Linked DNA regions of Mus musculus: all the other regions are linked to region 3. A link is a loop called in an ENCODE intact Hi-C map of the cell type or tissue named here. Cell type or tissue: gastrocnemius. All regions are shown on one strand. Region 1 has its middle 1.7 kb from the start of Ppy. Region 2 overlaps Hdac5 (histone deacetylase 5). Region 3 holds the start of Asb16 (ankyrin repeat and SOCS box-containing 16).

The links. Peaks named below come from ENCODE experiments on the same cell type or tissue, not always from the same donor. Only the 100,000 strongest peaks of a DNase experiment are listed, where the experiment ranks them.
Region 1: it touches region 3 in a loop (11-fold over the local background); 10 of 42 quality-filtered maps call a loop at or near these places.
Region 2: a loop joins it to region 3, with 1.9 times the contacts of the local background. A loop is called at or near these places in 2 of 42 quality-filtered maps.

The regions. Positions count from the first base shown.
Region 1 is chr11:102,101,733-102,104,232 of GRCm38, forward strand. No RefSeq gene overlaps it. Among named protein-coding and RNA genes, the nearest start is that of Ppy, 1.7 kb to the left of the region's middle. In gastrocnemius, a CTCF peak has its summit at 970 (motif pointing right); a DNase peak (open chromatin) is centred at 970.
Region 2 is chr11:102,208,783-102,211,282 of GRCm38, forward strand. All of the region lies in intron 3 of Hdac5 (histone deacetylase 5), which reads right to left. Among named protein-coding and RNA genes, the nearest start is that of Mir8101, 20 kb to the right of the region's middle. In gastrocnemius, a CTCF peak has its summit at 1,225 (motif pointing left); a DNase peak (open chromatin) is centred at 1,073; H3K4me3 peaks cover 415 bases; H3K27ac peaks cover 2,205 bases.
Region 3 is chr11:102,266,483-102,268,982 of GRCm38, forward strand. It overlaps Asb16 (ankyrin repeat and SOCS box-containing 16), which reads left to right and starts at 2,269. Exons shown (of 5, transcript NM_148953.3): 1 at 2,269-2,500. The coding sequence starts at 2,341. In gastrocnemius, a CTCF peak has its summit at 1,169 (motif pointing left); DNase peaks (open chromatin) are centred at 394, 644 and 1,115; H3K4me3 peaks cover 1,091 bases; H3K27ac peaks cover 1,978 bases.

The DNA.
Region 1 (2,500 bases), 160 kb before region 3:
GGGATGGAATTCGGGCCTTCAATCCAGCTAGATCAAGGAAGGGACAGAGATGTCTCACATCCTAAAGCCACTTGGAAGGGAGTGGAGAAAGCCATTTGATGCGTGTATCGAATGCCAGCTTAGGTCCTGTGGGCCAGGGTTCAGAGGCCACAGGGTTCGTGGGGAAGGGACAGTTCCTGGCAGCTGTTTCCTTTCCCAGCACAGAGCTCTGTCCCAGGGGAGTGCTAAAAACCAGCATCACTTATAAGCTTCAAGTTGCCCCCCAAAAAATGCCATGCTGTCGTCCCACTGAACCCCTACAAGGGAACCTATTTAACAGACAAAAAGTGGGGAGACTACCAGAGGAGGGAACGCTTGTCCAAGACTCAGGGTCAGCCTTCACTTCCTCCCCTGAGAGATTCTTCTGGTGCCACTGCGTGACAGGAGAAGCCACTTGTCCCTTTCATGTTCAGTGTCCTTTTCCCAGACAGACCTCCACCCTGCTCAAGCCAAGAGCAGTCACTGGCTCTGTTTATTTTGACCCCTGTGAAGGGAGCAAGGGCCTCTCTCTCTCCCGATGTTCTGCTCTCAGGACAGAACAAGAATCATCACCGCGGGCTCTGGGAACGCAGGAAGTGAGAGGGGAGAAGGTGACAGCAGGCATCTGTCCTGATAAGGTTAGAGGTCAGATAGGCCTAGCTCCAATTGAAGTCCGCGTCACTGCCCTCCTGTTGGGAGCATGATCCAATTAGAGCTCCTAGGGTTCGATTTCTTACTCTGTAAGGTGGGCTCATTGCATCCATCCCCAGACTTGAAGAATCAAAGAGCCTTTTCCTCTCGGCTCTCATTTAAGGTAGCAAGAAGAGCACCAGCCGCTCAAAGTAAGTAGAGTTCATTTCTCAGCGATCCTGGCCCCTTCTCTGGGCTCAGGTTTCCCACTATGCAAAACCAGTGGCTAGTTCCGACTCGAGCCTCATGGCTGCCACCAGGGGGCGCCTGGCTCCGGCGCCGGTTTTAAGGATCCGGGTTTCCAGGGGCTCTAAACCTTGTGTTCTGGATTTTACTCCAGGTAAAAAGACTGTATCCGGGGAATGAGTCTGGTGTGGGAACTATTTACAGTTTGTCACGCAAGTCAACCAGCTTTGCTTGGTCCCAAGAAATCACAGCTGCTCTTCAAATGTCAACCCAATAGATCGAAATGACAGATTCCAGGGTCTCTGCAGGGGTAGTAGTGACAATCCAGGAGGAAGTAGTGCCTGTGCCTTCTAAATATTATGGTCACATCTGGAACACAGAGATAGCTCCTGATAGCCTTTGTGGGCTCCTGAAGTGCTTGCATAGAGCTTCCAGGAAGACACACGTGCTCACCTGCAGATAAACCAAGTCACTAGTGGCTCCTTAGTAGCCACGTGCTCTCTGGACAAGGAAGATAGCTACCGGCCAATGTGATAATGGGGTTAGGAGAACAGTCCAGAAACACGAGGGTGAATGAAGTAGGTGAAGGAAGGAAGGAAGGAAGGAAGGAAGGAAGGAAGGAAGGATGGAAGAAAGGAAGTGCAGAGACCCCAAATACAACCTACACGACAGGCATTTGGCTAGCATCCTGTGCTCTGTCATACCCTTTCCTGGCTCTCTTACCTCAGCCCCTGCTGCTCTTAGAGCACAGGCCAAGAAAGAGTCATTCAGGGCACACGGGGTTTTGTTTGATTCTGTTCAGTAGTGTGTATGGTGTTGGGGGTGGTGAGTATGTGAGGGGCCTGGGGGTGGATATGGGTACAAGTATGTGTAGGTGCATATACATATAGGTGTGTGTGAGAGAGGGTTTGTGTATATGTGGGTGTATGCCCATGTCCTCACCTCAGGTGGTGTTTCTCAAACACCATCCACCTTGTTTTCTGAGTCAGGGTCTCTCACGGGGACCTGGGACTCACGCCGAGGCTGAACGGACCGGCCAGGGAGCTGCAGGGATCCACCTGTCTCACTGCTCTTATGCTGGAATCATACTTATGTACCACTAGGACTGCCTTCCTCCATGAGTGCTGTGGATTCGGGGTCCTTACGCTGGTGGGAAGTACTTTACCAACTGAATTATCTCTCCAGGCCTCTGCTTTATAATTTTTTTTAATATTTATTTATTTATTTTATGCATATGAGCACACTGTGGTTCTTTTCAGACACACCAGAAGAGGGCGTCGGAAGCTGGACGTAGTGGCTCACGCCTCTAATCCCAGCACTGGGGAGGCAGAGGCAGGTGGATTTCTGAGTTCGAGGCCAGCCTGGTCTACAGAGTGAGTTCCAGGACAGCCAGGGCTATACAGAGAAACCCTGTCTCGAAGAAAAAAAAACAAAAGAGCGCATCGCATCGGATCCCTTTACAGATGGTTGGGAGCCACCATGTGGTTGCTGGGAATTGAACTTAGGACCTCTGGAAGAACAGTCAGTGCTTTTAACCGCTGAGCCATCTCTTCGGTGCTCTGCTTTGTAATTTTTGAGGTGCATATCACTATGTAACCCAGGATAG
Region 2 (2,500 bases), 58 kb before region 3:
GGCATCACCAGACTGGGTAAGCCACACCAGCTCTATGCCTAATATGGCTGGGAGACCCACTAGAGAGGGGTGTGTGTGTGTGTGTGTGTGTGTGTGTGTGTGTGTGCACGAGAGAGAGAGAGAGAGAGAGAGAGAGAGAGAGAGAGAGAGAGTGTGTGTGTGTGTGTGTGTGTGCAGAGCCCGAGCAAGATGCCTCTCGGTACCCACTCCTATCCCAGCAGAGGCTGAGCACATTCCTCTGTGGTTTCTCTGTCAGCCACACTGACGACTCTGTGGCCACCAGGCCAGAGCCACATCTGCAGGAGTGGCCAGATGTGGCCAAAAGGGTGGAGTCAAGCACACAGACATACACAATGCTTCCCCCACCCCCACCCCTACTCCCAGGCACACAGTCTCTCACTTTCCCTCTATCCCATGCCCTGTCCCAGCATCCACATGAAGGGTGCTCTGCACCAGAGTGAAAAGCAGGGTAGTAGTGACAGAGCTGGTGGCCTGCCTCTAGCCTCCCCAGCCCTGGAAGCATTCAGCAAAGCCCTATGCTGTCTGGAGGACTATCGGTTCCTAGCCAAAGCTGACTTGGTCCTGAAACTGAGCACTCCAGCAAAAAGTGGACTGGCTTCTAACTAGTGCTCTTTGCAGTGCTAGATGCTAGCCCATCGGTCCAGGAAAGGCAAGAGTCTAAAAGATCCTGGACCCCAGCAGATAACTCTGCCCCAAATTGGAACGGTGATGGGCAAGGCTATCTTCTCTGGCAGGAGCCTTACAGAAAAACTAGGGGCTCATGTAAAAGACTCTCCCACTGCTAGCACTGCTGAGATGCCTGGCTATGTGCTGCAGTGGGTGCCACAGCCCCATTGGTATGCACGTGGCAGGAGAGCCAGAGGGCTCTGCCACACAGCCTTGTTCCCATACAAACAGGAATCGGGAGGAGAATGTTAATTTGGGCCAGCATGCAGTTTGCCAGGCTCTGCCAGGTAGCAACCTGGCTCCTTTCAGGATGGAAGCCAGGGAAGAAAGGAAATGGGGTCCCCAAAATGCAGTCTGCCTGGCACAGAACCTAGAGCATGACTGTCCTGGCATCCCCTTAAGGATCAGTGCCCTCTGCCAGCTTGGCAAGAACAGAGCAGGTGACAGCAGCTGCCATTCAAACGAAGCATTAGGAAGGGGAAGTGGGTGTGTCAGGACAGGAAGAGGCTCTTGGCTGCCTCCTGGTGGACTTAGGAAGGTTGGAGAACCTTGGGAAAGACGAAAGGGTGGGCAGAAGGGCATGTGCCATTCACTAAGATGACTGAGAGCTCAGGTTAGCAAAGACCCCTGAAAGGCCAAGATCACATGAGACAGCAAGGCCCTGGGTCCTTATTTCACCTGTCCCCCACCCCCACCCCAGGTCTCCTGGTGACCTGCACAGAACAGACAGAGCCAATGCCAGGAACTTCCTGTGGAGAGGCTACCAAAGTTCTAGGGACAGGCACTGGTCACCTACCCTGGGGACTCAGACCCTTGCTCCCTCCAGGGACTGGCAGCCTTAGGAGTGAACTGACCCATGCTGTCTCCACGCAGAAGGCCCAGCCCAAGCATCCGGATGGGCAGTGCTATCTGCCCAGCCATCAGAGTGGCCCTGCCCATACAAAGCTCTGGCTCAGAAGGAACAGATCTGCCTATCTCGTGGGTATAACTAGGCAGAGCCCACACCTTCCTGACACTCCCTTCTTACCCAGTGGGTCCCTTCTTTCCATGAAGCCCATCAGCCCAGGAGGTTCTACAGCACAAGAGATGCCCAGGTCCCTCAGAAGTTGGGACAAATGGAAAAACTATACCCACTGCCAGTCTGGACTTAGTCTAAGACTAAAGGGGTGAACTAGAGATTGTACACTATAATCCTAGATACCTAGGAGTTGGAAGCCAGAATGAGTAACTCAGTGAGAGCCTGCTTCAGAAAGAAAATAATACTTTAATCCCAGCACCCAGGAGGCAGAGACAGGTGGAGCTCTGTGAGTTCAAGGCTAGCCTGGTCTACAGAGTTAGTTCCACGATAGCCAGGGCTACACAGAGAAACCTTGTCTCAAAACAACAACAACAACAATGATAAAACCCACAAGCAGCCATGGTAGCTTATGCCAGCAATCAGAAAGCTGAGGCAAGAAAACTACAGTAGATTCTAGGCCAGCCTTGGGTACAGAGCAAAAATCATAGTGAGCTTCAGTCTAGCCTGGGCTACAGAATAAAACCCTTTCAACAAACAACAAGATCATGAAATTCAGTTAAAACAGAAGATCCCAGACAAAGGGATGTGGTCTCTAGGCAGATAAGAGGCTATGGGTCACAAGGAACAGGTTTTGACAGTACGTTTGGGAACCAGGGCTCAAAGTAAACAGATCTAGCTCTAGCCCCAGAACAGCAGGGAGGGGTTGCTCCTGCTCCAAACAGTCTACAAGGCTACAAGCCACACTCCTCCCTCTCTCAGAGACGTCACAAATCAGAAGTCTGGGAAAACAAACCC
Region 3 (2,500 bases):
CAGTGGTATCTCTGAGGGACAAAGCTGTAGTGAGTACTTTTCAGGCTGCTGAGGCAAGAAAGCAGGGCAGAGGTTAGGCTCTGACTGTTAGATGCCTGGGGAGCGAAGGGACACCCACCACTTTGGCCCTCCTCGACCCCACCCAGCTTTGCCACACTCCCAACCCTGGGAACTCAGCTGTGGGTGCTCCGCTAGGCAGTCAGCGGGGCAATTAAAACATGGTATGGCTTCCAGTGGGGTTAATCATAGCTGCGTCCATAGAGGTGCCTTTCTCTGAGGATCTTCAAACCCTCACTAGGCATGATCTCACTCTTCATCTGGGACCCCCTCCCTGGAACACCACCAAGAAGCTGGGGCCAAGCACAGACTGACTGAACAGAGGGTGAGGGACGTGCCGGAAAAGGCCCAGGTCACTGCCACCCACTCTGGGTGGTGGGTGAGTGTTTGTTCTGGCAGAGAATAGGGACCTTCATTCAATGTTCAGAGAGGCCAGCCTGCCATGAGCCAAGGGCTCCTAAACATTGTGTCAAGACCGACCATGCCAGGGCCTGCCCCAGAACCCACATTTAGCATGGTAGAATGATGTCTCTGGCATGGGTACTTTGCCAAACCCATCCGATGGCCTTCTAGTTGAGTAGCTACTGCAGGCACACCTCCACACAGCAGAGTGCCTTGAATGGGTGAGTTAGGAGACCCCAAGCCACTGGGACAGCAGGGAAGGGTAAAGGACCTGGTGAGAATGCTGTGTGGCATGGGGCCAGACCAGGGATTCGGGATTTCTCTGGAAGAGCCTGAGCCAAACTGCAGACATTTTTAAGGAAAAGTGACCTTCTTGGATAGGTGATTGTGACAGGGCTGAGTGTGGTCAGAGGAAGGAGACACAGGCTAGACCCATCCAGGCTGGAGGCTAGGAACTGAAGCTGAGGACAAAACTGTAGGAGAGACATTCTGTGTGGGAGCCTGCGGCCAGGGGGAAGTGAGAGATACAGAGGAGGAGAAGGTTGCTGGAGAGTGGGTGGGAGCAAGCACCGGGAGCAAGGAGGGACCCACATGGCATTGCCAAGACACTGCAGAGCCTGCAGTCTTGAAGACAGAAGCCCGCTGACATCCCTCCACCCTCCCCTGCCAGCTAATCGACCAGCTGTTGTTGTTTCCGCGGCCTCATTCCTCCCCCTAGAGGCTCCTGGAAGTACAGCCATTTCCTCCTAAAGCGAATGGGGCGTAGTTTCCCAAAAGTCTCATCCCTTCAGTCTCCACTTCCAAGGTCAAATCCCTGGACACATCCGCAGTCAGGCACGTGATTCCCCTAGAAACCAGGGAGGGAAAAAAAAAACTAGTCACTGAAGGTAGAGACCGTGCCCAGTTTCGGCATGAGGGGACAAGAAGAGGATTTGCTCAACTGTCTACCCAACATAGCACTACCCTCTAGGGTACTTATCTAAAGTGTGGCCCACTGGAGGCCTTGGCACACCCCCACAAGCTATGTAACTTTGAGTCAGTTTTACCTTTTTAAGACTTAAATTCCACCCAGGTGTGGTAGTGTATCCCTTTAATCCCAGCATTCCTGAGGCAAAGGGAAGTGGATCGCTGAGTTCAAGGCCAGTCTGGTCTACAGAGCTAGTTTCAGGACAGCCAGGACTACACAGAGGAACCCTGTCTCAAAAAACAAAAACAGCAGCACTGCCAACAACAAAACCTTACGTCCTGTAAGTCTCTATCCATCTCAGGTGCTGAACTGAAATTCTTAGCTTGGCCTCATTTCCTGACCAAATCTGTCTTGTATTACAACACTGACTGGTCATCTGAGTAGAGATGGATCTGAGAGTGATTTCAGTTCTAGAAAGCATGGTGTGTGTGTGCAGTGGTTGCTGTTATTTCAAATTCAGGAAGAGTGGTTTGGCTTCTTGGAAGCTCTCTCCACTTCCCCAGACTGAGGTCTATGGGCCATCCTGGGCTTCTACCCTTTTTACCAGCCAATACTTCAGAGGCTGCAGGACCCTGGTCCTTCCTCTACCCTGTCCTGCCCACCCATCTCATGGTTGACTGCTTTGACTAGAAGGCTCACTCCAGAGAAGTGGGGTCCAGGAGTGACCTTTGGCTGAGGCCCTGTTGACCAACAAAAGGGTACCAGCAGGGTCAGAGGCTGGCCCAATACCATCTGCATTAAGATCATGACTCTAGGCAAACTGTTTACCAATGCAGTGAGGGGCCTATTTATAGCCTCAGCTGTTTCTCCAGCTTACCAAGAAGGGGGCAGGGTGGCTCCCCAGAGCAAGGTGCTAGCTGGGACAAGGAACGATTCTCTGCCTAGGTGGCACTGCCCAGACCACTGGACCCCTCATGGCAGGGGAGAGCTTTCCTTTCACATCCTCCACACTGCGTGCTCTCCGCCTGCAGAGAGAGTGGCTGGACTGGGAGGACAGGAGGAGAGCTGCTGCCCAGCAGTGCCGCAGGCACAGGGACCTCCCTTGTCCCCAGGCCCAGCTCCTTAGGCCTCGCC